Regions from separate parts of the Homo sapiens genome. Here regions 1 and 3 are each linked to region 2. The links are chromatin loops, found by intact Hi-C in ENCODE. Cell type or tissue: Calu3. All regions are shown on one strand.

Evidence for each region. A loop is a pair of places that touch in the nucleus more often than their neighbours do. Peaks named below come from ENCODE experiments on the same cell type or tissue, not always from the same donor. Only the 100,000 strongest peaks of a DNase experiment are listed, where the experiment ranks them.
Region 1: it touches region 2 in a loop (14-fold over the local background); 2 of 110 quality-filtered maps call a loop at or near these places.
Region 3: a loop joins it to region 2, with 9 times the contacts of the local background. A loop is called at or near these places in 5 of 110 quality-filtered maps.

What each region holds. Positions count from the first base shown.
Region 1 is chr3:94,645,669-94,653,668 of GRCh38, forward strand. LOC105373992 (a long non-coding RNA gene) reads left to right here and starts at 2,417. Exons shown (of 3, transcript XR_924225.2): 1 at 2,417-2,476; 2 at 5,154-5,335. In Calu3, no CTCF peak of the experiment used is centred here; DNase peaks (open chromatin) are centred at 1,743, 2,373 and 3,253.
Region 2 is chr3:94,712,382-94,720,381 of GRCh38, forward strand. No RefSeq gene overlaps it. Among named protein-coding and RNA genes, the nearest start is that of LINC00879, 220 kb to the right of the region's middle. In Calu3, no CTCF peak of the experiment used is centred here; a DNase peak (open chromatin) is centred at 4,450.
Region 3 is chr3:94,518,469-94,526,468 of GRCh38, forward strand. No RefSeq gene overlaps it. Among named protein-coding and RNA genes, the nearest start is that of LINC00879, 420 kb to the right of the region's middle. In Calu3, a CTCF peak has its summit at 4,229; no DNase peak of the experiment used is centred here.

The DNA.
Region 1 (8,000 bases), 67 kb before region 2:
CTGTTTATTGTAATTATGAAACTGTCCCAATAAACTTTATAAAAGTATTCAAGAAAGGAGGGTGAAGGAGAAACAAAAATAAACCAAATTTCCAGCACATTCATTGTTAATCATTAGGTCAGCTTGTTCTCTTACTTGCTTTTTCGTAGTCGTTTGGTGCCTATTGTTTTAGAATCATGTAGTCCCTAGATTATAGTTCCCCTTAACTCCTCTTTAGATAACAACTTAAACATTATACAACATTGAGTTTACTCTTTGAGATATTCTTTAGGTCCTGTGTGTCAGTGAAACATTAGCTGTTCTGCAAGACCCCATTAGAAGCTGACTCATCAAACAATGCAGTCTCCACATCCTGATGATTTCATACCCTTTACCTTGACAAATCAATAACCCAAATTTTACAGTTCCTCAACCTCCACGATCTGCTTAAAAATCCCAAGTCCAAGGCTATCTGGGGCAACATATTTGAGGATTTTTGTCTGCTGCAAAACCTGCTGTCTTGGTGCATTGGTGTGTTATTATGCAGTGGGCGTACAAACTTGTTGGCCTACAACAGGTACTGATAGATATATTTTTCACTATCATATTTTGAGTTTTGCACATATTAAGCATTATTATTTCTCAGTTATTGTATTTTTTGAGTAATTCAATTTTATTTTTAATTTTATTTTCTCTATACAGCTATTCAAGATAAATCCTCTATTTCTGCTTTACCAAGATTTATGCAATAAAAAGTTAATCAGTATCTTATATTCTAATCAACATAAGGTTTCTGAAAGGTATTAACTCAGATCACAAGAACCTCTCTCTCCTTATCATTCCAAGATGAGGGACTACTACTATCTAGCATTTAGCTCCCCTTTAGAACTCCATTAAATCAAATATTTTTATTATTATTACTTTGTGTAAATAATGTGTAAATATACTAGTATTCAATATTTTATTGATTAGCTTTTTAAGAAATATATTTCTACTAGATTAATTTTCTTAAAATTAGTTTCTTAGCTCTTTCTTTTCTGAGTGTTCATCGACACTCAGGTTTCTTCAGTTTTTTTTTTTTTTTTTTGCCACAAAAACGTGTTTTATTTGCTTTGTTCTTGAAACACTGTTTAGAAAGTTGGGATGGCAATTATTTTCAATCAGCTTTCATTTTGATCTCCAGGAGAAAGAGGAGAGAATAATAATTTAGAGTCTGGACACTGGTGCTTAACTTTTTTGACACAAATCTAGACTTATGTTTTAGTATCTGAGGAATGTTGGGTTAATTACCAAAGCTTTTCATCATTTACCCTCTTCATTTGTAAAATTAGTATTGTATTAATAATACCTGTTTCATAGGATTAACAGAATTAACATTTCTACTTGTTACATGCCTTACATATTTTAAGCATTGAATACATTCTATCATTTATTATTTTCTAGTTTTTTTTTTTGGAATCACACTTTTGGCTTTATAGTTGTTCCTTTATTGGTTATCTGTCTTTCTTATGCATTTGAGATCTTTATCTTTTGTAGGGAGACCCCCCCCGAAACTATTGCTATGGAATAAAAGATGAAATGCTCCTGATTATTGTAAATACAAAATTGCATGCAAGATTGTGTAAAGACAATGCCAGGTTGGACTGCCAGAATGAGTCAACAGTGTGTAATGTGCTTCCCCCTGCAGAGAGCCTATGAATGGGCGTGCAGTCTGGGGGATTTCACATCACCAAGAGTCCTATCCCAGAAAAGCAGATGTTCATAGCTCTGGGAATGGAAGTCAACCCTTGTGGAGAGCCTATAAATGGATGCATGGGGCGGGGGCACCTGTCCATATGGATAAGATAGGACTATAAATGCCCTCATCTTGCCATGGCTCTTCTAGGCCTCTTTAGGGTTAAGGTATACACCCTTCTGAGAATTTCTGGTCTAACTGGTTGTCTAGCTTCATGTCCTGTTTCTATGGATTGTTTGTAACCAGCTTTTGCTGCAACTGTTACTGCTGGTTAATATCTTGCTAATCATAGGTTATGGAAAGACTGTGTTTCTGTTTTAAGGCTCTGTTAGAAATTGCTGATACACACACTATATTGTAAATTCTTATCCCTGTATACTGTACTTCTGCATACAGACGTTATGTTAAAGAATTACTTCATCCCCATGTGACCATCTCACCTTATAATCAAATGACCCTAAATCCCTCCCTAACCTACCCTCGCCCTCACTAAACTTAATGATAAATCCTGGTATATCCAGTGCATTGTTGACACTGCAGGACCAGAAAGCAGTGACATCCCCTGGACCCAGTTTTCACTATCTTGTGTGTGTCTATTGTTTCTCAACCTGCCAACCCACCTAGGAACAAAGAGAGAGCCCCGTTGCATTGTGGGCTGCTGGCCAGATCCTGCAATATTTGGCACCCAACGTGGCCTTCTTTGTTCCTGGGCTCAGTGCACTCTGAGTGCGGGTTCGTGATGACTAGTCTTCAGTCTCGACAGTAAGGTCTCTGGGTACACTTTTTCCAATGCTCCCCTCTTTTCAGGTTTGTTGACTGGTAATATTCCAGGGTTATTATGGGACAATTGCAGTTTAAACACCAGGCTTATCTGTCTTTTATTAAACTTCTTCTTAAACAGGGTAGAATCAAGGCTGATTCCAATAACCTTATTCTCTTATTTCAGACTATTGAAAAACATTGTCCTTGGTTCCCTGACAAAGATTCTATGGACCTGTTAGACTGGGATAGAGTTGGCGCCACTCTCCGCCAACTCATGAGAGTTGGTGTTTTACATCCTATTTCTGTTTGGACTGACTGGGCTCTTATTCGTGTTGCTTTACTTCCTTTTCAGTCTGGTGATACTCTTCAAATGCCAGAAGTTAAGGTGGTTGGTGAACCATTCCCTTTACCTTGGGTAGCTGACCCCCCTACTAGTCCTCCTTCTGATGATGAAGAAGAATTCGATCTCTCCTTGTTTTCTCCCCAAGAGGAGGAACCTGGTGTTGATCCCCTCCCTCCACCTCCTATCTTGGAACCTGTATATATTAACTCTTCTTCTACCAAGCCGTTGTCCCCTCTGCCAGAGGAGGATGTGTGGCATTCATCTGAATCGGCTGTTTCTCATTCCTCTCATCCTTTTGGACCTCTCCCCTCTTCTAAGCCTACTGTTTCTTTTGAGGCTCCAGGACCCCTTATTTCAGAGGTTTGGAATCCTGCTTCCCCCCAGTCCACGTCCCGGCATGCTCACTCTCTTTCTCTCTTTTCCTCTGCCCCTTCACAATAGATGTGTGAGTCACCTGTTTGGGTAGAGTAGTGGCCACTTTCCAAACACAAGTTGGAGGCTTTAATTGAAATTGTTAATGATTTACTACAAGTAAACACTATTGAGCCCTCCTTGTCTCCATGGAACTCACATGTGTTTGTTGTACAAAAAAGGTCAGGAAAATGGAGGATGGTAACAGACTTAAGAGCTGTTAATGCAGTTATTAAACCTATGGGGGCATTACAACCCAGTATGCCCTCCCCTTCCATGATTCCTAAAGAATGGCCTTTAATTATCATTGACCTTAAGGACTGCTTTTTTCATATTCCTTTAGACAAGTCAGACTGTGAAAAATTTGCTTTTACTATACCTTCCACTAACAATTCAGCTCCTGCAGCTAGATATGAATGGAAAGTTTTACCTCAAGGAATGATTAACAGTCCTACTATTTGTCAGTTGTTTGTCAGTACTGTGTTACAACCTATCTGACAGACTTTTAAAAATAATTACATTTTTCATTATATGGATGATATACCGATTGCTGCCCCCACTAAAGATGAATTAATTCAGTGTTTTACCTTTTTAAAATTAGCTGTTGCCAAAGCAGGACTCCACATTGCTCCTGACAAAATTCAACAAGCCACTCCTTTCTGTACTTAGGAATGCAGCTAGAAGCTCACTCCATTAAGCCCCAAAAAGTCCAACTTTGTACTGACAATTTAAACACCTTAAATGATTTTCAAAAATTACTAGGTGACATCAATTACCTCAGACCAACCCTAGGCATCCCTACTTATGCATTATCTCATCTATTTGCCACTTTATCAGGAGATACATATTTAAACAGTCCTCGCTGTCTATCTGAGCCAGGAAAACAAGAGTTGTCTTTTGTAGAACAACGAGTGAGAGAGGCACAAGTCTCTCATATTGACACAAATTTGCCTTTACAATTTTTAGTTTTTCCTTCCATCCACTCTCCTACAGGACTTATAGTACAAAATGATTCTCTAGTTGAATGTGTATTTCTTCCTAATTCAGCCCTTAAAACTCTTTCAATATATATTGATCAAATAGCCACTTTGATTGGGTTAGGACGTCAATGTATCACTAAAATTTCTGGCTTTGATCCAAACATTATTGTGGTCCCTTTGTCAAAAAATGAAGTCAAACATGCCTTTTCTACATCTTTGTGCTGGCAGACTAATCTGGCTGACTTCGTTGGCACTATTGATAATCATTTACCTAAGTCAAAATTCTTTCAATTTCTAAGAAATACTTCCTGGATTCTACCAAAACTTACACATTCATCACCACCAGAGACAGCCGTTACCATTTTTACTGATGGATCAAGTAATGGAAAGGCAGGGTATGTAGGACCAAAAGATAAAGTCATTTCTACTCCATACACTTCTGCTCAAAAAGCCGAGTTGTTTGCTGTTATCTCTGCATTACAGGATTTTGATCAGCCTCTTAATATTGTCTCTGACTCAGCTTATGTAGTCCATGCCACTAAGGCAATAGAAACAGCTACCGTCAAAAATATTGCTGACACTAATCTGTTTTCCTTGTTCTCTTTATTACAAAAAACTGTCAGAAACCGAAACCACCCTTTTTTTCATCACTCACATTTGTTCTCATACTAACTTGCTTGGACATTTATCCAGTGGTAATCATAAAGTTGATACTCTAGTTTCTCTAGCCATTACAGATGCAGAACAATTTCGTCAACTCACTCATACTAATGCCAGAAAAACATTTCTCTGGTAACTGCCCCAGGGTAAACCAAGGAAGGGAAGTATGGTGGAAAGATGTTCAATCTAATATATGGTCAAAAGGTTCTATTTTAACGTGGGGAAGAGGCTATGCTTGTGTTTCCCCAGGTGAATATCAATCTCCTGTTTGGATTCCTGCTAGACACCTGAAATTATGTCCTGAAAATGCATACAACAACAAGACAGAGAAATTTGCTGAAAAAGCACCACAGCAAGAAACAACTAACACATCCAATCATCAAAAAGAAGAAAGTGACCATGCTAACTCCTTTACAACAGACAATCCAGTCAGCCATCCTGAACAACTTGTCTCTGCAGATCCAGGTCTGGCTCAGCCTCTGCCTCCTCCTGATGACACTGATCCTTCTACCCTCTGTCACCCAACAGACTGTTAAAAACTATACATATTGGGCCTATATTCCTTTTCCCTCTCTTATTTGATCCATGACATGGATGGACGTGCCTATCAGGTCTATGTTAATGATAGTATTTGGATGCCTGGTTCTGTAGATGATCCATTTCCCAGCTTGTTATTGGCCTATTCAGGGATTTGACTTCTTCCTGGTTTAGTCTTGGGAGGGCGTATGTGTCCAGGAATTTATCCATTTCTTCCAGATGCTCTAGTTTATTTTCATAGAGGTGTTTATAGTATTCTCTGATGGTTGTTTGTTTTTCTGTGGCATCAGTGGTGATATTCCCTTTATCATTTTTTAATATGTCTATTTGATTCTTCTCTCTTTTCTTCTTTATTAGTCTAGCTAGCAGTCTATCTATTTTGTTAATTTTTTCAAAAAACAGCTCCCAGATGCATTGATTTTTTGGAGGGCTTTTTGTATCTCTGTCTCCTTCAATTCTACTCTGATTTTACATTAATCCCCAAGACAATGGGGCAAATGTCCCCAGGGCATGTCAGAGATCTTCATAGCAGCCCATTCAATCACAGACCCACAGTCCTAAGAGAACATGGTTTTGTGGGCCGCACCCAGGTTCCCCATAACATGTGCAGCCTAGTGACTTGTTGCCCTGCATGCCAGCCATTCCAGCCCTGTCTGAAAGGGGCCAAAGAGCCTGGGCCATGGCTTCTGAGGGTGCAATCCCCAAGAATTGGCACCTTCCATGTGGCATTGAGCCTGCGAGTGCAGAGAACTCAAGAATTGAGGTTTGGGAACCTCCAGCTAGATTTCAGATGTATGGAAATGCTTGGATGTCCAGGCAGAAATTTGCTGCAGGGATTGGGGTCTCATGGAGAACCTCTGCTAGGGCAATGTGGAAGGGAAATATGGGGTTGTACCCCCCATACAGAGTCCCTCCTGGAGCACCACCTGGCAAAGCTGTAAGATTGCCACCATCCTCCATATCCCAAAATGGTAGATCCACTGATGTCTTGCATCATGTGCCTGGAAAAGTCACAGACACTCAATGCCAGCCCATAAAAACAAGTGGGAGGTAGGCTGTACCCTGCAAAGCCACAGGGAAGGAGCTGCCCAAGACCATGGGTACCCACTACTTGCTTCAGCATGACCTGCTTGTGAGACATGGAGTCAAAGGAGATCATTTTGGAGCTTTAAGATTTGAATGCCTGTTGGATTTCAGACTTTCATGGGGCTGTAACCCCTTTGCTTTGGCCTATTTCTCCCATTTGGAATGGCTGTGTTTACCCAATACCTGTACCAGCATTGCATCCAGGAAGTAACTAGCTTGCTTTTGATTTTACAGGCTCCTAGGCAGAACAGAAGTCCCTTCTGCCTTATCTCAAATGAGACTTTGGACTGTGGAATTTTGAGTTAATGCTGAAATGAGTTAAGACTTTGGGGGACTGTTGGGAAGGCATGGTTGGTTTTGAAATGTGAGGGCATGAGATTTGGAGGAGCCAGAAGCAGGATGATATAGTTTGGCTCTGTGTCCCCACCCAAATCTCATCTTGAATTACATGCTCATAATTCCCACATGTTGTGGGAGGGACCCAGTGGGAGATAATTTGAATCATGGGGGCAATTTCTCCCATACTGTTCTCATGGTAATAAATAAATCTCATGAGATCTGATGATTTTATCAAGCATTTCTGCTTTTGCATCTTCCTCATTTTTCTCTTACCTCCACCATGTAAGAAGTGGCTTTCAACTCCCACCATGATTCTGAGGCCTCCCCAGCCATGTGGAGCTCTAAGCCCAATTAAATCTCCTTTTCTTCCCAGTCTCAGGTATTTCTTTATCAGTACCATGAAAACAGACTAATACAGAGAATCTGATAATTATGTGTCTTGGAGTTGACCTCCTTGTGGAGTATCTTAATGGTGTTCTCTGTATTTCCTGAATTTGCATGTTATCCTGTCTTGCTAGGTTGGAGGAGTTCTCCTGGATAATATCCTGAAGTGTGTTTTCCAGCTTGTTTCCATTCTCCCTGATTCCTTCAGGTATTCCAATCAATTGTAGGTTCTTTTCACGTAGTCCCATATTTCTCAGAGGCTTTGTTTGTTCTTTTGTATTCTTTTATCTCTAATCTTGTATGCATGCCTTATTTCAGCAAGGTGGTCTTCAAACTCTGATATCCTTTCTTCCACTTGGTCGATTTGGCTGGTGATACTTGTGTATGCTTCATGAAGTTCTCGTGGTGTGTTTTTCAACTCCATCACGTCAGTTGTTTTCCTCTCTGAACTGGTTATTCTAGTTAGCAGCTCCTCTGACCTTTTATTAAGGTTCTTAGCTTCTTTGCATTGGGTTAGAACATGCTCCATTAGCACAGCGGAGTTTTTCTATTACCCATCTTCTGAAGCCTACTTCTGTCAATTCGTCCATCTCATCCTCCATCCAGTGCTGTGCCCTTGCTGGAGAGACATTGCGATCTTTGGGAGGAGAAGGGGTACTCTGGCCTTTTGGGTTTTCAGTGTGTTTTCATTAATTCTTTCTCATCTTCATGAGTTTGTCTACTTTCAATCTTTGAGGTTGCTGACCCTTGGATGGGATTTTTGTGGGGACATTTTGTTTTTGAT
Region 2 (8,000 bases):
GGCTTTTATGACTATCTTATTTGACTTAGCAAATGTGTTCAAGGTTCATCCAAGTTGTGGCATGAACCAGTAATCCATTCCCATCCCACATAATACTGCATTGTGTAAATATACCACATTTACCTTTTTCATTCATCTCTTGAGGAATATTTAGGTTTGTTCTACCTTTTGAATATTATGGATAGTTGTGCTATGAACATTGGTACAGGCTTTTGTGTGAATGCTCATTTTTCTGTCTTTTTTGATAAAAATCATCTATTTCATCTTTTATTTCTCATAAGACATCATTTCTTATTTACTCTTGTGTTCCCTCTAGTTTCAATTTTGTTTCTAAAATGAGTTTTTGTTCTATTTCCAATTCTTTCTTGAGTTCTGTCGCTTAATTTCTTCCAACTCTGAATTTTTTTCATTTCTTATTCTATTTTAGATGCATTTAATGTGTTTAAAATGGTAGATTGTAGTTTTGATATGATTTGTGGATTTTTGTATGTCACTCTGTATGCTATAACTATATGTAGGGGTATTATTTTCTCTTTTATTCCTATGTAATTTAGCCTTTAGAATATTAAGCATATTTTAGATTTTTTTAATTTTTATTTTTATTTTAAGTTCTAGGGTACATGTGCAGGATGTTCTATTTTTAATTGTTCTGTGAATTTCATTTTTCTAAACTTTTAGAGGAAAGTGTAGTTCATGCTAACTTTTGCAACTTCAAAGAAGTCTGTCTTTTTTCATTTCATATACTGTTCAAAAGTAGCTTGCTCTCTGAATTTTCTGGCTCTATTCCCATTCCTCATCTTTATATGAACCTCTCCTTCCTTTTGTCTATTGTCCCTGTCTTGATCAATTTTATTTCATGCCCAACAGTTTCCTCTTGGTTTGGGCCCCTGTCTGGGAAGGATTTTAGGAGTTTAAAGGAGTTACACTGCTCCAGGCCTTTCAAACTTAACCATAAGATATTTACCTAACGCTTACTAGATTTGGGGCTGGAGAAAGGCTACCATTCTTCTTCTGTTGTGTATTGTGTTTCAGTTATTCAACCTGTGGCTGTTGGGGAGTTCTTCTATTTCCACTTCTGTCAGATGTTCCATTGTGTTCTCAGATTCCTCCTACACATATAATGAAACTGTACTGGTCTTGGAGTAGTGGTGGTATTTGTCCCCCACTTGCTTATATTTTAGGATTCATTATTATACTTTATGGCCAACTTTTGTTGTAGATGTTGTCTACTAATTTTTGGTATCTGGTTTCTCTCTCTGTTGTTTTGTTTTATTATTGTTTGTTTTCTGTGGATTATGAAACATTAAATAACTATGCCGTCATTGACTCATTCCATAATCCAGTTGTTAATTTTTGATGTAGGGGCAAGAATAGCATTTTCAAATTACTAGGTAAAAGAGTTGAATAAGTTGTAGACACAATTATAGACAATTGTAGCTATAAAGTTAATAATCTCACAATATAAGAAAAAATACAATCATGTTTTATCAGAATTTTGATTAATTTTGAACTTTGCAGAATTTTTTATTTTATCTTTTGCTTATAATTAATCTAATAATTCATCAGATTTCATCATATCATGTATTTGTTTAGTATTCTCCATGGCCAGTCTTAACAAAACTAAACTAATTCTACTTTGTAATGAGTTAATTTTTTCAACATTAGCCATTTCTGATTTAGAATTTAGCATAAATAATTCTCTTTCTTTTTGTTACATGAAACTACATTTTTGCTCTTTACTAAAATTTATTTAAAATTTTATTTTCAATACTTCTAAAGTAAAACATTTAAGCTAGATTATTTACTTCCTTAACATCCTTTATTTATTAAATGAAGCTAAAATTCTGCAGTTCTCAACATTTCTTCCCAAATACCACATATGAAGAATAAAATTCCCATGAAAGATACAGTCCTTCTCTAGATGGTGTTTGAGATGTGAGAGTAATGTTATTTATGGGAATAACCTTGACCAGACTGTAATTCATAAAAAGTGAATCATTCCCACACTGCAGTACTTTAAATATTGTTTATAACAAATTACCTGTAACACATCCTCATGACTGATTACAATACACCAATTTGTCACTGCTCTGTAGCCAAAAAAACAGTGGATTACAACAAGTTGACCTTTTCAATGGCTTTTCTAAAGGATTTGTGCAAATCTTACATTTTAAAGGAAGCTCCTTCTCTGTGTTGTAAAATGTCATCATAATTTGTCTTCACTGCTGTAGGTATATTTATTTACTCAGGGGAATTACCTTGCCTCAGGAAGAAGATATTTGTTCCTGGCATTCCTTAATTTCACCAGAGAATATACTTTTACAGAACCATTATTTACTTCATAAACATAAACTTATTAACACACAATTCTCCTCTGGTACCAGAGCAGTCACATATAACTGATGGAGCTACGAGGATCTGTTGTCTGAGAAATAATGATATTATAACTAGTTGATATTTTCAGATACTCGTGTTCCCTGACCTCTCTTGATCTTTTAAAAATGCATTGAGATATGTTTAGGACCTCACTCTATCCATTATTTATTCATTGAAAGGTATAGTTCTAAGGCAAAATTAATTTTAGAAGAAATTTGAAATGGAGAAAGTCTTATTTCCTGGCTGCCACAGAGCTTGCCATGGGGCAAGGAGAGAATCTATCTGAATGTAGCCTTTTAAAAAATTTACTAATTACATGGCCTCAGCTGTCAAAAATGTCATTTTCATTTGTGAGAAACTATTTTTCTTTTGTGGATGATTACCTGTTCATTCTCTATTAGGGCGCTTTTCTTCATATGTGATCAAGTGTCTTCTTTACATTTCTTTATAAAACAGTGTACCTCCCCAAGTAGGCTTTTGTAAGTACATACAACATAGCTACACGGAAATAGAAAAATGTCTGTTATGTTATATAATGAAAACATTGCTATTATAATTATTTGGATTTTATATTAGAAATAGCTGCCTGTTTTTTTAAGCTAATGAAGAAAATAAAGACATGCAAGACCAAATCCCCAGGTAATAATGAAGCTTCATTTTATCTATAGCAGTGATTTTTTTTTTTTTTTTTTTTTTTTTACCAAGCCTATAATGGAACTTCCAGTCAGCAGTCATATTAAGTTTATCATCAATTTTTATTGAATGTTTGATGATGGGGTAGAGCAGGTAAAAATAACGCAGCATGTAATGCTCTAAAAAATAAAAACAAATTATCTTGAATTATAAAATTAAGATTTATTTCCCAAATAATTTTTCACATTTAAAAAAATTGAATTTAATTGTCAATCACCTTGACCCCATGATCCATGGTTCCAGCTTGCAAACTACAGAAATAACTTTGGCTGTATTTACTAAAAAATGAATTTATCAAAAGGATATTAGGTAGCTCAAATAATTGCTAAGATTTAAGAAACTGTAACAGCCTGATTATGTCCAAAACTATACTGCAGATCTCGTTCAATAAGGGCATCCCTTGACTCTCAGGACCAGGCACCCAAACTTCCAAGTACTTCCACCACCACATTGGACCCTGGGTGCTCTGACAGCAGAGTAACCAGTGCTTCCTTTGTAAACTTCTTTCTGCTTTCACCTCCCTGAACTCTAGGAAGTATTCATCATTTTTCCTAATTCATATATAGGGTGGGCATTTGGATCTGATTGGTAAGATCTGGGTCATACATGCATATGCAATTTGTGAAAGATACTGGGAAAGTGAGTATTTGGAAATTTTCATCTCTACCGTTGATATAAGCTTTATCCCCTATGCAGAGTTATCAAGTCCCCAAAATATAGACAGGAGCTTCAGATACTGGTTTACCTACAAAGAAAAAATCTCCCCTACAAAATTTATCATGTTTTCTGCCAGATGATTATTTTAAACAGTATTTGTTTTCTTTTTCTGTCTGTTTTCCTGGTTTGGATTCCGCAAATACTAATGAAACTGAACGAGAGCTTGGTTAGCATTCAAAATCTAAAAAATGTCCAAGTAATTTTCTTTAGTATTTCAAACTATTTCTTTGTGTATATTTGTGTCTCCGTGTGTGTAGTCAAAAGAGAAAAGTGTAGTAATTTTCAGAAGTTGAATTCCTTAGACTCTCTTTTGACTTCTTTTTAGAACTATAAGAAGCTCTGCCCTAGTGACAGTTGTCTAGTCATAAAGTAATTACATTGATTCTGACAGATTAATCATCAATCAACGTACCTTTAACAATTGTGAAGAAAATGCATTAACTTTTTCAAGTTTCTATCCTGAGCTTGGCCTGAGGGCTCAAGTGATTTAGTACCTTATTTGATTTTCTTTTTCTAAAGTTAAAAAACACAAAATATCTTTGATTTTTGCCTTTTATATTCTCTATGTTGCTTCCTGGACTCTGATTTCTGACAAAATGTCAAACAACTGAGGAGGAAGGCTTATTAAATGTTGCCTTTAATGCCCTGCCACCTGGAGGTGATTCTGGTTCTGGTTCAAATCCAGACTTCTGCCAGGATTTGGAAAAGCTGCTATTTGGCCTTGGGTCATACTCAAGCTGTGTATACTCAAAAACCTCAGAAAGTTTTGAAAATGGAATATAGGGTTCAATCAGTAATAAAGGCCTTCAGTATGTTTCACTGTTGTCTGAGAAAACTGACTGTAACCATCTTAGTTCACTACCAAATATTTTAATCTAAAAGACACTTACAAACAGAAATGTGTTTATTTATCCATAAAATATATTCATAAGAATGTTCATAAGAACACCATTCCTAATGTCCAGAACTGGAGAAAACCCAGGAGTCCATCAACAGGGTAATGGATAAATAAATTATGTCATAGTTAATAAAACAAAACACTAAATAGCAATGAGAATGAATGAATGACTGCTATAACAGGAATGTAGAATAATAATAAAAAAATTTTATTAAGAGAAAGAGGTGAGGCATAAATAATATTATTTTTTGATAGGCAAAACCATCTATTACTAATAGAATTAATGATATTGGTTATTATTACATGAGGAATAGTGATTGGAAGTAAATACAAGGGAGATTTAGTTACCTGTAATGTTATATTTTTTGATGCAGGTGCTATTTTCATGGGTATGCTCACTTAGTACAAAGTGTTTGAGTTGAACTCATAATTTTGTACTCTTTTAGTTGTATGCTATACTTCAGTAAAAGTTAAATATATAATTCATTAAACTCTAAATCATTCATATTGATAAATTTGAATATTGTTTTTACTCTAAAGATGTGTTACTACTTCCTAAATCAGAGTAACTTAAAAGTTTCTGTTTTTTTTTTAAGAGACTGAATATCGATTTTGATTGCCCTGACTGAGCACCACTCCCATGCTCTATTTATGAGAAATTCACTTAGCTCTCTTACTGGATAGGTATCTAGTAATGAACTGTAAGTAAATCACCTGTGAATGGCATTATTTTAAAATGAAATAATGTACCACAAACAGTTTTATTTGGATCTCATAGAAGAATGAAAGACATGCTGTTTGAGAAATAGTTAATACTATGATAATGCAAATGTGTATGTCTCCTGCACTAGCTCTTAATTCAAATTTTCTATGTTTACTCATGTAAATGCCTAATATTGTCATCAGCCTACTTAACTAGCCCTTGCTTATATTTTATTTGAATACAAAGAAATACTGAACTCCTAATATGTGTGTTGTTACAACATTCAGCATCTCTCCAATTATATTCCTTTCATAACTCACTGCACTATATTAACTGCTAGTCTTTTAAGCTGGAACATAAACTCCATACGGGACTATGCAATGCCTATCTTGCCCATTCTTTCATCTCCAATATCATTCCTACTGAATGACACATATTAGACGCTTAAATAATATTTGTAGGTGAATGAATATATCAATCCAACTAGAATGTTTGTGCAGGAACATCTTCCTGGCTTTTCTTAAAAAATGTATATGTTCTTCTAAATTCCAAATCTTGATAACAAACAGTTGACAAATTGAGAAAATAAGAAAAATTATCAGTAATTCTCGTGTGAGAACTAAGGCATAAGTATAAATGTAGAGACTTTACTGAATTGAAGGAATTAGCTAATAGCAAGTGAATAGCAAGAGCAGAAAATACTGACATCCATTGAAAATGAAGGTCAAGATTTCCAGGAACTGGAACAGAAACATATAGGGAAGGATCTGTCATGGTCTAAGTTACTTGTAGCTGCTACTATGGTATAAGTGTAAATTTGTGAGATTCTCTGTTGATAATGGTAAGTCATTCTTGCAAAGTGTACACTCATGTCTGTCGCTATCTATAATACATATACACATATATATTGCACTTGTACTAATCATATGAGTGGTATTCTAAGAAATAATAAGTTTAGGATCCTAAATAAGTACTTAAATTGGCAATTTCGGCACATTATTTTGTATCTTGCTGTTTGTTGCTTTGCTAGGAGATCAGAACTTTATGTTATTCAAAGACGGAATGGTCACTGATATTTTCCTGTATTTGAATTTTTGCTATAGGTTATAATTGTTAGTAAATACAATTAAATCCCACTAAAATAGTAAGAAATACTACTACTATAAATAGTACTAACATACTAGGTACTATTGTTCTATTTATAAATACCGCAAAATGCAGAAAAATTCAAGATTTCAGGAGTTCCTAAGAATTCATGGGAATTCCCATTTTGTTCTTAAATCCTGAAAATTAATATCTGTTGGATGTTTGGAAACAGCAAATTCAACTAGGTACTTGATCTTAGATGCTTTATCTACTGGAAAAAAACTATATTTATAAAATATAAATTATCTACAAAACAAGATATACTAAGTATATCTGGAGGTAGAAACTTGACTAAAGTTAGTAGAGGAAGATTTGAGAAGAAAGGAAGTTTCCTGGAGAAAGAGATGGTGACGGCCATACGGAAGAAGAGGTATTTGGGATTTCAAGTCTGAGTTGCACTGAAATAAATGGGCAAGGGAAAATAAGGGGAAAACTTTTAGACAAGAAGAATGGAATAATTAATGTATATAGGAAAGCAATTTTTATAGCTATATCATAGAACATTCTTTTTCAAAGAACGAGAGTTTATATTATGTGAAAATAAACTTTGAAGACCTTAATAAAATAGGTGAAAGTGAATTGTGATAGTACTCAAATAGTTGTACATAGACAGTGTCAAATAAGTTAAAATTTACCATAATGGCTTGCATAAATTTATATACTTGCTGCCTTCGCATGCATTTTAGTCTAGCCATAAGCTATTTGAAATAGAGTTATATCCCATTACTTTGGCCATGTTAAAACTTCTCCATCCTGGGTGGTTTTTGATATAGCCCACTCAACTCACTGACCCAAAACCCAACACACCTCACAGCTACTGACCACAATATAGCCTAGTGTTTAACATGGGAGCCATGTAAAAAAGTAATTACCCCCCTGCCACACATCTTTTAAACTAGCCAGTCTACAACCCGCTTCAGAAAGCCTTAGGGATAATGCCCATGTACCCACAGGTTGTCTGTATCTCACTCTCCACCCACTGGCTGAGCTCCTTGCTGCTTCCAAACTTTCTGTCAGCCTCCAGTCTGCACCTGTAACCTCTCTGGACCTGTGAGTAATAAATATCTTTTGTTTCATCCATTTTGATTTCCTTTGCTCATTGTGTCACACATGATACACACACCTAAATTTAAATTTCCCCTAGGTCATGGTTATCCTAGAAAGTGGCTATTTTGGAAAAGAGAGACCTCAATCCAAATTAGAACGAAAGAAATGACACAGATACTGAAGTTTTGATCAAGGTGTGGGAAAGTTATGTGTGTAAGGCATCAATGAGAACTGTGTGAATGAGACCAATATTGACATTAATTTAAAAGTAGTTTATATTCCGGTTTTGAATACACTATTGAAGCATAACTAATGTCATTATCTAAAATTAAAAACTCTTTAACAAAAGATGAAATGTACAATATAATATATGCTATTATTTAAAATGCAAAGATACTCAGGTTAGACTGATTCAAAAGT
Region 3 (8,000 bases), 190 kb before region 2:
GCTAAAGTGAAATTATATGGTAAGGTATTATTTGCAGATTAAATGAAAGAAAAGTAGACTTAATCAATTATTTAGATAACAGAATAATTAAACTGATTACTTATTACCATTTTTTAGCTATATGATCAATGCAAGCAGATTGGATAATTTGTTATCTATATTATATTCTGTTTTAATCTCTTAACATAATATAAAGGTAGTAAACTTTGGGTTGTGGAGTTGTCCTTTCATCTCAGTCACTTTGCCTGCAAATCAGACTAGGAGATAGTTGCTGAGTTGTCCATTTTTAACTTTTCTTACCATTGTTCTATATCAGACCTAAATGTTCTCATAACTTTTTTCTTTCTTTTCCTTTTCTTTTTTTTTTTTTTTTTTTTTTAAATGACCAATCTAATAAACAGATTGTACCTCCGACTCTCCCAGTTGGGATATTTTATTTCCTGTAACTTTATCAACTCATTTTGTGTTTTGTATTCAAAACGAAATAGTCAATGTATTTTATTTGCCTTAAAAATATTCTTGCATGCTATATTCTCCAAACTGTCTTTTTACAAACAAGCTTGACTAGGAGTTAACGTATAAGAGGAAGTAATCACATACAAATATTAAGTGACTATCTGTTGAGAGTTTATATCCTCATATTTTTCAGATGAGATCGGGTGCATTCAGGGTGGTATGACCGTAGACCTTCACAGCATCTTTCAAAGGACGAGACAAGATGTTAGATAATATCTATATGCTGATAACTGGGCCATTCCAAACAGGTATTCCAAAATGGTCTTTGAGTATAAACATTTTAAACATAATATCAGAAATACTTTAAAATAATACTTTTTGAATTCTATAGACTCTTATATCTTAAATTTGCCTTTCAAATTGACTTCAAAGTTGCATAATGACGTTTAATTACTATAAGAGTATGCACTGATTTTTTTTCTTCCTAAACTTTCTGCCTTTCTTATTCCATCAAGATGTGAAAACTGTCAATTAGTGTAATACACATACAAAATTATTCAGAAAAGTTCAAGATAAAATAAAATTTCAGTAAAATTGGATATAATGTGAACATCGTAGCTCACAAAAATTATAGGTAGAACACAATTTATTATATTTAAGATAGTCTTTGAGATATTTTCTTTAATAACTGAAAAGTAAAGAAAAACAACTCAATTAGTTTCCACCTCATTGGTGGCTTGTTAATTCTGCTCAGCTAATCAGATAGTGGTTCCAAGGTTTTCAAACATTCTAAATTGTTTTCTGAATTCAGTAACGATCTTTCAAGGCATTGATCTAAAAAAAAGCTGAGAATAAACAGGTTCCTACATGAAGTTCTGAATAATCTTCTGCAAAGTTCCTCTCTGGTTCTCTTTGAGTCTTAATCTCTCTTTAAGTTTCTCTTCTATCTTATTGTAGATGTCTCTGCTTTAGTCTCCTCCCAATATTCCCTTTTGTTTTATTTTATCTATCTTTCTTAATCTATCTATTCTTTCTTTCTCTCTTTCTGTAGCAAGCTATACTAGAATATCATAGTTCTGTGACTATCTCCATGTACGATGTGTAAATCTCATTACGCACATATTCATGAACAAATTTGGTATAAATACATATATTAATGTCATAAAATCCAGCTTTTCTTTGGGAAGTTCTTCAAATTATTTTCAAAAGTCCTCTCTTTCTTTTTTTATTATGTGGAATAAAAATTAGATTTCAAAGGGGAGTGGTTCCCTTGTTTCTTATTTACATTAAAAAAATACAGTGAAATGTTATTGCATTTCTCTTTGTCAGAGGTAGTAAAGAAGTGAAAAGTGAATATGAGAGAGTTAAAGATTGTAATAAAAGAGTTTAGAGCTTTACGAGTTCTGTTCTGTTTAACCTCCTGCTTTGCTAATATATTTGATAGGATATAGGGTAAGTTAGTACCAACCAAAGACCCCAAATTATGAACTATGAAAAGATAGACCTTTGTCTCTTGCTTATATCACCAAGGAGAGATAAGCAGTCAGGGCTGGTTGGATAACTCTGCTCACTTTAGTATGTAACATCCATCTCTATTTCAGTTCTCACTATTTCCTAGCCAGCTACAAGAGGGAAAGAGCCAAGATAGCAATATGCATTCTATTTTAGGACCTAGAATTGGCACCAATATCTTTCGCCTGTGTCCTATTAACCAGCAGTTAGTTACAAGATCTGAAGGAGTTACTATTATGAACCAAAGGGAAGATGGACATTGTTCAGCCACTAGCAGTTTGCCACAATTCAAGAGTAGTAATTGAAGACAAATTATTTTACCAAAATTCTCTCCACTGCTGAAATGTGGTTTAAAATCTGGTTTATTTCAGCTTAATTAGTGATCAATTGTTAACATTCAGTAATTTTTTTTTAATGTTGAAGTTTATTCATGAACCTTTTTGTGTACTATCAAATACATATTATTATAGGGTGTGTAGGAAACAGCTGGTGATTAAAATACATCTCCAGACATAATAAAGGGTTGAATCATGCCCTATTTTACTCTGTGTTCATGAAAAAGTCATTACAATAGTTTTCAGGACTTTATTAGACCTGGGTTTCTGTTACGTCTATCGCTATCTCTCATTTCTCTCTTCCTCTCTAAGGACATGCCAGCCACACTGTCATTCTTGATTTTTCTTCAGTGTTAGACACTCACTCTCTCATCTCTGAGCCTTTGTCCTTAATGTTCCTTCTCCTAGGATGTCCTTGCCTCTATGATTTCTGTCAGGTTTGTTCCTTTGTCTCCTTCAGGTCTTTGTTTAAAGGTCATTTTTTCAGGAAAACTTACCCTCTCTTTCTTTTTAAAATTTCGAATCTAACCACAGTATTTTCTCTTCTTCTTCTATGCATTATCTATCAAGTTGAAGTTATTAGCATTCAAGATTTTGTATATTTTGCTTACTTATTTTGTTTATTGACCATCTTCCACCAACCAACTGGAATGGAGGCTGAGGGCATTGATTTTTGTTAATTTTTTGTTTGTTTTCCATGACTACAGTAGTGCCTGGAACATAATATGATCATCAGTAGATATTCAGTGGCTAAATGAATGAATGAACAAATGAAAGAGTAATTGAGTAAATGATTCAGAAAAGCTACAATGGTTTTAACTCTATTTGCCAATTTGGGAAAATTTGATTTATGCATTGATACTTTTCAATATTCTCTGTCTTTACTTAATCCTTGATAGTATGTTTCATGCTATTAAAATAACTTAGTGATTTTTAAAAATTAGTTTTATGTACTCAAAATATCTAAGAAAAATAAAGTCTTCCATTGGAAAGAATATTTTATAAAATTATGAATGTTAAGATTAAAGCTATACCTGGGCTTAAAAATGTCCAAGTATTAATTTTAATCAATTAATCCACTTTAAAATATCTTTATATTTTAAAAGACAAATCACAAAATTGCATTTATTGTAGTATTATTCTAATAATAAAATGTTTTAAATAATGTTCTGACATCATGAGGAGAATTCTTAAGGCTAATACCAAAGCTTTAAATTTCATCACCTCTTATAAGCTTATTTTTAATGAGGTGAAAATAGTTCAAATGATAGTTTCAATCATTAGTGACATTCTGTATTGCAACGTAAGCCATAGGAGCTAGTTATTTAACATAAATTATTTTTATATTAAATTATGCCATGCAAATTCTTCAATATATATTTTCTGATTACCAATTAGTACCCAAGTGGTAGTTAAGCACCCAGATTAATGTTTCCATTCACCACATGAAGTGATTCTGAAAATCCCTGTGGAGGTAATCGTAAACATGTTTTAGGTACAAATGCACTAATTTAGTTACATAGTCAGCAGAGTCAAGTCTGAAAGTAGCCTAAAACAAGGTGTGGTTGAGCAAATTATTCTATGCATAATTGTCAAGAATGCTTCAAAGTGATAATTAGCACATGATATCCCCAAGGGAGTGAATTGCCAGGTAGTATATAATAAAATCAGAACTTTATTACATAATTTAAGTATTTAGCTTATATTTAAAACAGTCTCCCAAAAAGAAAAGTGACATTCAAAAATTTTTTGGTGACCATGTACTTATAAATTTCATTAAATCTATGTAAATGAGAAATATCTATTACACACTGCCAACTGGCATTTTCTAGAATAGAAAATCTTTAAAAAAAATATTGGTAAATTAGTGGTGGGAAATGTGCTATGCCAGAGTTTCTCCTGCAGAGGGGAGAGTGCTGCAGCAGCATAGTTACAAGGGAGGTCCACTCACCTGCTACCCTCATACAGGATCTTGCATTTGAACTTTCAGAGACAGGAGCTAAAATTTCTGGTCTTACAGTGGCAACTCAAGCTAATAACAATAATAACATTAATAATAATCACCATAATGAAAATCAACATTCATTAAACACTTAGTGTGTGTCAATGTGTTAATCAATTTCAATACATAATTTAGTTTCACACCAATGATGGAACGTGGGATTATTATATTCATTTGACAAATGAGAAAATGAGTCCAAATTAGCAAATAAGAGAGAGTGGATTAAAACTCAGGTATGTCTTTTAGGATTATTGATCTTAACCACAACATTACACCAATATAATGAAGGTAGGGGTTGATATCCCTTGTTGGCATTAGTATATTGTACACTATTTCCAGAATTATTTCGATCATATACTTCACATTTCTGCAGATGTGTGTTGAGTCTGCTGTGACCCACAAAGGGATTTCCCTAAATGTTGATCCTTTCTTTTAGCCATTTTGCATTTTCTGTACTTGATTCAGGGATGATGGAATACTGCTCTGCTTAGGAATAAAGCTGCTAACAGAGTGTTATTTAAAATATCTCTTACATAGCTTGTATCTTATACTCTATGATGAGAGCTTATTGGCCTGTTATCATGTTTCCAATGTTTTCATAACTTTTTGCCGGGGCATTGACATTTCTAAATATTTTTGGCAAATTATATTACCATTGTGCATCCAATTTTTGTCCTCTCTAAAATGGGTACAGTATGACATATTTCCCATTGCTATGTTGATGATTAAATGAAAAAGTCTATTTCAAGGTTGTGGTGCAGTGCTGGGTAGGCCTGTGCCACAGGGACAGTCATCTAAGATATTTTCTTTTTTACATAATAGGTACTCAATGAAATGGGCTCTGTTGAATCAAGTGTTATTTATAAAGGGCAACATTTACACTGGGACAAGCACAGTAACAGTATTAGGAACTGACACAAGGGTGAATAAAATAGACTTATTTCCTGAATGTTTGGGAACAAATAAGTAGAAAATGTCAACATATGTCCAAGAAGGACAAGGCCAGCAGGCAATGAGATATAGTGATTGGCTTGGGGAGTGCATAATTGAGGAAGGCCTCTCTGAGAAGGGTTATGTTTATGATGAGACCCAGCACTGAGAAGGAGCCAGCTGGATAAATAACACAGAAGACAAAAAAGACTATTTATGCAAAAGCTGTTGTATGGTGAAGAGTGTGGAAAATTGGAGGAATTGAGAGGGCATGGCAAAGTGCAGGCTCTGGGTGCCATGGATGGGAATGAGAAAAGAACGTAGACAGATAATGTGGTTTAGGATATCGGGGATGAGGGGCCTGCATAGGAGCACAAGGGTGCCAAAAGCAGTGGGAATGACGCTGAAGACAGGCCTGGGAAACCTCTCAGTTTGTTTCGTATGTGGTGCCTGTGGGGCCACCTGTGGCCAAGGAGTACCTGTGGCACCTGAAGGAGATGAGCCCATACCTTGCAATCACCAATCACCACCCCCTCCCTCTCCAGTCCCTCTTATTCCCAGTGAGCGCTGGGCAAACATTCTAATCACACATTACCAAAGAAGAAACCAAGGAAACAGCTTTGTGAAGTGTGCTCTGTCAGGATATGTTTCCCTTAAAGGCTGCTGCGGCTTGACAAGCTTATCTTTTTTGCAGCCTTGCAGCCCTACGAGATGGTTTTGCTCAGTCGGTTTTGCTTTTAGTCTTTTAAAATGGATCAGTCAGGTCAACGGAAGGTCATATTTGCAGTCTTTGTTGTTTAAAGGTGAAAGTAAACACACAGAGAGCTGCAGAAAGAACATTTTAAGCTGTGTTTTGAACTATGCAATGACTTGAAAGAACTTGGAAAATTAAGGTAATTAGGCAGAGCAGAATGAAGGCCTCTAGTAAAAAGCCCACAGATTTGATTCTGTCATCCTTCTGACCTCTGTTAGTGACAGAATTTAAAATATTTGTTATTTTTTTTTGCCTGGGTAATGAAGTACCGTGACCCAGATATGTACTGTGGCTCCTTGTTTATTTTCTGACAGAGATGGGGTTTGAGGTGAGAGAGGAAAAAAAAAAAAGCATGACTGAATGTGAGACTCGGGTATATTAAAAGAGATCAAACTGGTTCAACAAATGACTGTTGTGGCTATTTCCTAAAAAGGTTGATGGCCCTTTACCTGTAACCAAGCTGAATGTCAGAAACTTATGTTAAACATATGACATTAATTAGAAAGATATCCAGCTGCCAGTCTATTAAAAATGAAATGGTGCTGACTTACTGTGTTTTCAATAACTGATACTAGAAGATACATTGGAAGTTCTGTACCAACATGATGAGAAAAAATGTCTGAACTGAGGCGCTGTGTCTGTATTCTTTCCCATAGCTCCTAGAAGTGTTGTATTTGTATTCAGCCAAGTGGCTGCCTGCTTTGTAAAATCATAGACACACTGGTTTCCGCAGATGTACCACACAGCACTGAGTTGTTTCATGTGCTGTTGTCTGTGGCCACAAGAGGCGTAATCTGTCCAGGAATGCCACAGGGGGATTCAGCGTGAAATTCACTGTGTAGGAGGAGTTGCAAAGCCTCTGTGTTTTAATACTCCAGACAAGTTGAGTCAGGAAAATGAAAATCCCCGCGGAAACCCTTAACCAGACTTCTCTTTCTCTGATGTGATATTCAGACCTGACAGATGGAAAAATATCAATTGTCTATCAGAATGGCTGAGCATGGTAAAGTATGACTGTTTTATAAAAGAGAGTCAAAGCGTACATATATTCAGATGGCTGGAAAAATTGAAATACCAGTGACCGAGGGAGCTGACTGAAGATATTTCAAACCCTCCTTGGAGAGAGGGCAGCATTAACTGCTACTTGTTAGCATCTTAACAGACAACAGAATCACCACTGTACTTACATCGGTAGCATTTCAGTGGAATTTTCAGCATATTGGGTAACAGTGAAGATACACAGGAGTAGGCTTTGTGTTTATAAGTCAAGGAATCCTGCTGCTGTCTTTTAAGCTGCTTGTATTTACAGAATTCTGCTGGCTACAATGAGCCTCACATTTCTGAAAACAAAAATAAATGCCGCTTTCTCAAACTCTACCATTTTTTTCTCTTTTTTTCCTCATTTTTTCTCTGTCTACCTCAAATCATTATTCCTAGTGCTTTCTTGGTCCCTGCATCTGTGCCCCTGAATGAGGCTGGAGAAAAACACAGTCGTGTTGGTTGCTTTGGCTTTAAATTCATGGCACTTCTCTTTGTGGGCCCTTCATGCTGCAGCATAACCTACGACATACCTCATCTGTTCACTCGCCACTTTCTAAGATGGTTGTTGAATACATTTTCTTTTCTCCTCAAATCTGCAACAAATTTTTTGACCATTTTTACTCTCAATGGATGTCCAAGCTTGCTTATTTAGAAAGTAGAAGCAGCTAGAAAACAGCTTCCACAAGCTCCCACCACAATATCCATTTGCTTTCTTTTTTGCCTACTGACTCTGACTTCAATGGCTTTACTTTAGATGAATGTCCGTGGTTTCAGGGCCAACCTTTCTGCTTGAGCTCTGTGTTACTCTACTGATCCCAACCACTTCCACATTATCAATTTCCCCCTCTTTTATTGAATTATGTCCTCAACATACAAACATCTTTAAATGTTTCGCGATAGTAAATAGTTAAATAAACTGTGATACATCTATACCATGGATGTATGTATTTATTTAGAAACAAAATTAAAG